Linked DNA regions of Homo sapiens: region 1 is linked to region 2. A link is a loop called in an ENCODE intact Hi-C map of the cell type or tissue named here. Cell type or tissue: PC-9. All regions are shown on one strand. Links, peaks and the distances in the headings refer to the core of each region. The heading gives the core; the rest is flanking DNA.

The links. A loop is a pair of places that touch in the nucleus more often than their neighbours do. Peaks named below come from ENCODE experiments on the same cell type or tissue, not always from the same donor. Only the 100,000 strongest peaks of a DNase experiment are listed, where the experiment ranks them.
Region 1: a loop joins it to region 2, with 6 times the contacts of the local background. A loop is called at or near these places in 2 of 110 quality-filtered maps.

The regions. Positions count from the first base shown.
Region 1 is chr7:77,409,239-77,412,165 of GRCh38, forward strand. All of the region lies in intron 1 of GSAP (gamma-secretase activating protein), which reads right to left. Among named protein-coding and RNA genes, the nearest start is that of GSAP, 5.6 kb to the right of the region's middle. In PC-9, for the core only: no CTCF peak of the experiment used is centred there; DNase peaks (open chromatin) are centred at 393 and 1,133; H3K4me3 peaks cover 1,647 bases; H3K27ac peaks cover 2,500 bases.
Region 2 is chr7:77,480,617-77,483,543 of GRCh38, forward strand. No RefSeq gene overlaps it. Among named protein-coding and RNA genes, the nearest start is that of PTPN12, 55 kb to the right of the region's middle. In PC-9, for the core only: no CTCF peak of the experiment used is centred there; DNase peaks (open chromatin) are centred at 1,155 and 1,565; H3K4me3 peaks cover 432 bases; H3K27ac peaks cover 2,479 bases.

The DNA.
Region 1 (2,927 bases), core at 130-2,629, 72 kb before region 2:
TGGGAGGCCAAGGTGGGAGGATGGCTTGAGCTCAGGAGTTCAAGACCAACCTGGGCAACACAGCAAAACCCTGTCTCTTAATAATAATAATAAGCTTATGGCTAAGTAGGCCTTCACAATTTAGAGAGTTCTCATTTCTATCTCATCTGCATTGTATAAGGTATTCCAGGCCTACTATACTTTTCAATGAGATAATGATACTTGACCAATATACAGTGAAAAGGTGGCGTAGACTGAACTCAAACCTAGAAAAAGGTAAACAGAACAATGGACTGAGTGTTCTGTATCAAGCTTACAATGAGAAAATGGGTAATTACTCAAAAGTCCTTTGAAAGGCAGATATTGTAGACATCTAAAGAGAATTTCAGTGAGTTTGTTCATCCTGTACACGACTCAAAACTTCTGGAATGCAATGTGTCAATATTTTGAGAAGTATTTTTTTTCTTTCAAGATTATAAGTATGCGAGGAGAGATCGTCGCAAAAGTACAGTTAAAAGGTTTCGGCTAAGATAAGAACTCCTTCACAAGAAATCTTGCTAAATCCAATTTACTTGCAAAAGCGTATCTATTTTCAGATTACTATAATACTAAGAGAAAAAATTCTCCAACAAACGCAGATTACAATAAATGACACATTTTTATCCCATTAAACTAGTGGTTCTCAACTCTGGCTGTCTTAAAATCATTAAGGGAGCTTTTAAAAGAACACTGATGCCCCAAGCCATACCCAGGATATTCTGATTTTATTGAGCTGGTGTGGAGCCCACTCTCTGGTGTACATGTATGTGTTTTAGATTCCCTGGGTGATTCTAATGTACAGCCAGGGTTAAGAACCATTGAACTACAAATGTACATTACATATTAAGCAATATTTGTTAGAGGGCATAACTTGGACCATCTTATAATATAACCATGGTAGACAGAGAGTTGAAAGAAATAAAAATAATGTTTTCATGGGAACATTAGGTAATAACTGCAGGGCTGAATACCCTGCAGTTAAGTACACAGTTCACATTTCAAGGACATGTGAAATAGACAAATTTGGTAATGTTGCAAATCCAGAGACCAATGTCTCACCACATACTATTAAGCCATCGGCTCTTCCTCCCTGGACGAGTTGCCCATGTCTTAACACACCCTTTTAAAAGAAGTATTCAGTAACCTCTTTGCTTATTCATTCTGACTCTTCTCCCAGTAGTTCATCACTGGAAAGTCCAGAGGAAGAAGTTTTGCAATTTCAAATGAGGAAATGTGGCTTAATTTCACAGTTTAGTATATTCAGTTCTCATGAATAAAACAATGTAGCATTTTGATAGATACTTGCATAGGTAAACCTATAAAAGAAACGAGAGTACCTAGATATTAAAGATATTGGCAAGGCATAGCTCTTGTAAAACAAAAGCTGGTTGGCCAGATATTCTCATTCGTTTCAATCTATTCTTTGTCAAACAAAAGTGATTTCACTTTACAGGAATAGGGGTTCTCAAATGTGTACATTTTATCCCAAACTGCTATGAGACAAAAATTAAAGTATTTGTCTTTCCAATGACCATATTTAAGGAGAAAAACGTCATTCAGCCTTATACAAAATTTTGAACTAGTTCCTAATACATACATCAAGAGGTGACAAAATATGATTATACCTATAACATTCCTATTCTGTAAATAATTCATATAAATCCTCAGGCTCAAGATGACCAGTTATTATAATTCCTAAACCTATGCAGTAAACATTATGTGATTTATATTTCATATTCTGAGTAAAATGAAGTTAAGAGAGAGATGAGAATTAGAAGAGGAGACTAGGAAAGAATTAGCGGAAAAAAAAGTAAAAAGGACAGATAGTGGCAAGAAAATAGTAAAAAAAAAAAAAAAAAAAAAGTGAAAACAATGTGATTAAGGTAACCCTCTGGCCCCCAAATCAATCTAGGAATACATAGGAGGCAACCAAAAAAAGTATTATTCTTGAATCAGTCACTTGGTAAAATATACCACTTCCCTGGCAAAGATTACAATATTTGAAAGACAAGTCAATCTGGTGTATCATAAATCCAAGACTAATAAAAGCAGGCAAGAAAATCTACATCCTTTCCAGTCTTAAATATTGACATTTAAATGTTAGAAAACTTACATATTGCAGATCTTATTTTCTTGAAGATGTGATCAATCCCAACAAGGGATTAAGCACGGGATACAAAAGTCAACATATAAGATCTATCTATTATAGTGCTATATACCAGCAATAGTTACAACATGTCATGTTTTTAAGTGTGCTAGTTATGAGAGCAACAAAAAAATAACCTAGGATGAAATCTAGCAAAACATGTGCAGAACCTTCATGGAGAAAATTCTAAGACTTATTAAGAGTCATTTAAAAAGATCTAAATAAATAATGAGCTGTATTTTGTTCATAGTTGGAAAGATCCAATATTGTAAAGATGCCAATTCTCCCCAAGCTGATCTATAGAGGCAATACAACTAAAGGAAATCCAAATCAACTTTTTTTGTAAAATCTGACAAGCAGATTCAAAAATATATATATGAAAAAGCAAAGGGCATACAATAGTTAAGACACTCGTGAAGAATACTAAGGTGAGGGGACTTACCCTACCAGTTATCAATACCTACCATAAAGCATAGTTATTAAGATGTTGTCATGGCCGGGCATGGTGGCTCACAACTGTAATCCCAGCACTTTGGGAGGCCGAGGTAGGCCGATCACCTGAGGTCAAGAGTTCAATACCAGCCTGACCAATATGGTGAAACTCTGTCTCTACTAAAAATATAAAAATTAGCTGGGCGTGGCAGCATATGCCCGTAATCCCAGCTACTTGGGAGGCTGAGGCAGGAGAATCGCTTGAACCCGGGAGGTGGAGGTTGCAGTGAGCTGAGATTGTGCCACTGCACTCCAGCTGGGTGACAGAGCT
Region 2 (2,927 bases), core at 328-2,827:
ACTCCTGACTTCGTGATCTGCCTGCCTCGGCCTCCCAAAGTGCTGGGATTACAAGCACAAGCCACCGCACCTGGCCCTTTCCCTCTCTTTTTAAAAATACATTTTCCAAATCCATTTTTTTGAGATTAGACTTATTCTATTTTTCTTTAAGGGATTAATGTTTGAAAAGTTAGTGAATTAAGGCCAGGCGCGATGGCTCACACCTGTAATCCCAGCACTTTGGGAAGCCGAGGCAGGCGGATCACGAGGTCAGGAGTTTGAGACCAGGCTCGACAACATAGCTTAACCCCGTCTCTACTAAAAACACAAAAATTAGCCAGGCATGGTGGTGGGCACCTGTAATCCCAACTACTTGGGAGGCTGAGACAGGAGAATCGCTTGAACCCGGGAGTTGCAGGTTGTAGTGAGCCAAGATCATGCCATTGCACTCCAGCCTGGGTGACAAAAGCAAAACTCCATCTCAAAAAAAAAAAAAAAAAAAGGAAAGTTATTGAATTAAGTACAAATTGAAATTGAGTTCAAACTTAGTTGATTTACATTTTTCTCAAAATAGATTTAGAAGGCAGAACACAAAGCATAAAAATAAATCATCTGGCCGAGCGTGGTGGCTCACGCCTGTAATCCCAGCGCTTTGGGAGGCTGAGGCGGGTGGATCACCTGAGGTCAGGAGTTCAAGACCAGCCTGGTCAACATGGTGAAACCCCGTCTCTACTAAAAATACAGAAAGTAGCCAAGCATGGTAGCGGGCATCTGTAATCCCAGCTGCTTGGGAGGCTGAGACAGGAGAATCTCTTGAACCGCAGAGGCGGAGGTTGCAGTGAGCCGAGATTGCACCACTGCACTCCAGCCTGGGCAACAAAGAGCAAAACTCTAACTCAAAAAAATAAATAAATAAATCATCTACTTCAGAGGAAATAGATGACTATCAGTCATTGTGTTAAAACTATAGAAATTTGATAGAGTTCAAAATAACATTTAATATGCTGTCTTGTCAGGACCATTCATATACTCCTCTTTCACTCCCACCTTCTGCCCTAGATCAAGAACAACCCCATTCACTCCTAATCAAATGACCAACCTGGCCTTTGGCCTTAATAGGAAGTAAAAGTGTCTCTTCCGGCATTGTATCAGTGGTATGTGCCGCACCTACCACACCTGCAGCATAGTCTTAGGATGAGGAAGAAGTTTGTGGGTAGCCCAGGTGGGTAGAAAGGAGATAGAGAGAGCCACATGTAAAGAACAGTTGCATCTGATGTCACCTGTTCCTGGCTGAACCTGAATTTTATCAAGACCATAAAGTCCTCTGAGCCCTAGCTGGTTCACAACATATTTTCAATCTAGGTTTTTTTTTTTTTTTTTTATCACTAAGTCCACAGAAATTTTTACAATCCTTGTCAGGTGGTAAATATTCTATTAAACCGTGTTTGTATGGAAATAACCTGATTTGGATATAGAAGAAACAGAATTGAATTAGTTGAGCAACAGGTTTGCTTGGTTCTCATGGTTACATTGCACAACCTGGGCAAGGCATCCCATGACATAAAAGATTGTTATAATTCAACCCGGAAATCCGGCCAGACCTCCCAGGTACTTACAAAAGCAGTTCAGCCTCCACAACATAGGAATGATTTATCTGATTTCATGACACATGGCCTCTTGGATCCTGTGACCATTTCTCAACTGGACAATATATTAAATAAATTAGCACTTGCTTTTTGATAGTTTCATAAAGAAAATTTATTGGTTTTTTAAAAATAAAAACAGAATCCAAAATCATAACTTAAAATGAATGCATGCACACAAAGTTGAAAACATAGAAATGATGCAACAAGTAACAGTACCATTTGTATGTTGTTTGAAAGAATAGCATATTTTAATTATTACATGTAAAAAATTTCACATTCCTAATAAAGAGGGTAAAAGTGAAACATTCAAGACCTCCTTTTATCCTTTTTTGTCTTTTTGAGACAGGGTCTCTTGCTCTGTTGCACAGGCTGGAGTGCAGTGGCATGATCACAGCTCACTGCAACCTCAACCTCCCAGGCTCCAGCAATCCTTCCACCTCAGCCTCCCAAGTAGCTGGAACTACATGCAGGTGCCATCACACCCAGCTAATTTTTTTATTTTTTTGAGACAGAGTTTCATTCTTGTCGCCCAGGCTGGAATGCAATGGCGTGGTCTCAGCTTACTGCAACTTCTGCCTCCTGAGTTCAAGCGATTCTCCTGCCTATGCCTCCCAAGTAGCTGGGATTACAGGCACCCACCACCACGCCCAGCTGATTTTTTTTTTTTTTTGTATTTTTAGTAAAGACGGGGTTTCACCATGTTGGCCAGGCTAGTCTCGAACTCCTGACCTCAGGTGATCTGCCTGCCTTGGCCTCCCAAAGTGCCGGAATTACAGGCGTGAGCCACCATGCCCTGCCAGTGAAACCCCTTCTCTACTAAAAATACAAAAATTAGCTGGGCGTGGTGGCTCGCGTCCGTAGTCCCAGCTACTCGGGAGGCTGAGGCAGGAGAACCGCTGGAACCAGAATCTCAGAGTGAGCCGAGATCATGCCACTGCACTCCAGCCTGGGAGACAGTGAAACTCCATCTCAAAAAAAAAAAAAAAAAAAAAGAAAAAAAGAAAAAGAAAAGAGTCAGGAAAGTAGCACATTTTAAAATGAGTCTAATAGTGTTACGTAGAAATAATATAAAATTTACCAATTATGAGGTTATCCTTCGTTGGTTCTCAGTATTGGTTAGGGCTTAGTTATAGCAATGTTTCTGCTTTGACTTTTCACATTTAAAAATGTACACATTTTACAGAAATATAAGAAAAATAAATGCTTGTAGATACGGTACAGATTAATTGGAGATTCCGGGAAAAGCAACCAAAATCTTCAAAGGACATATAATCAGACCTATAAGAACAAATTTTAAAAACT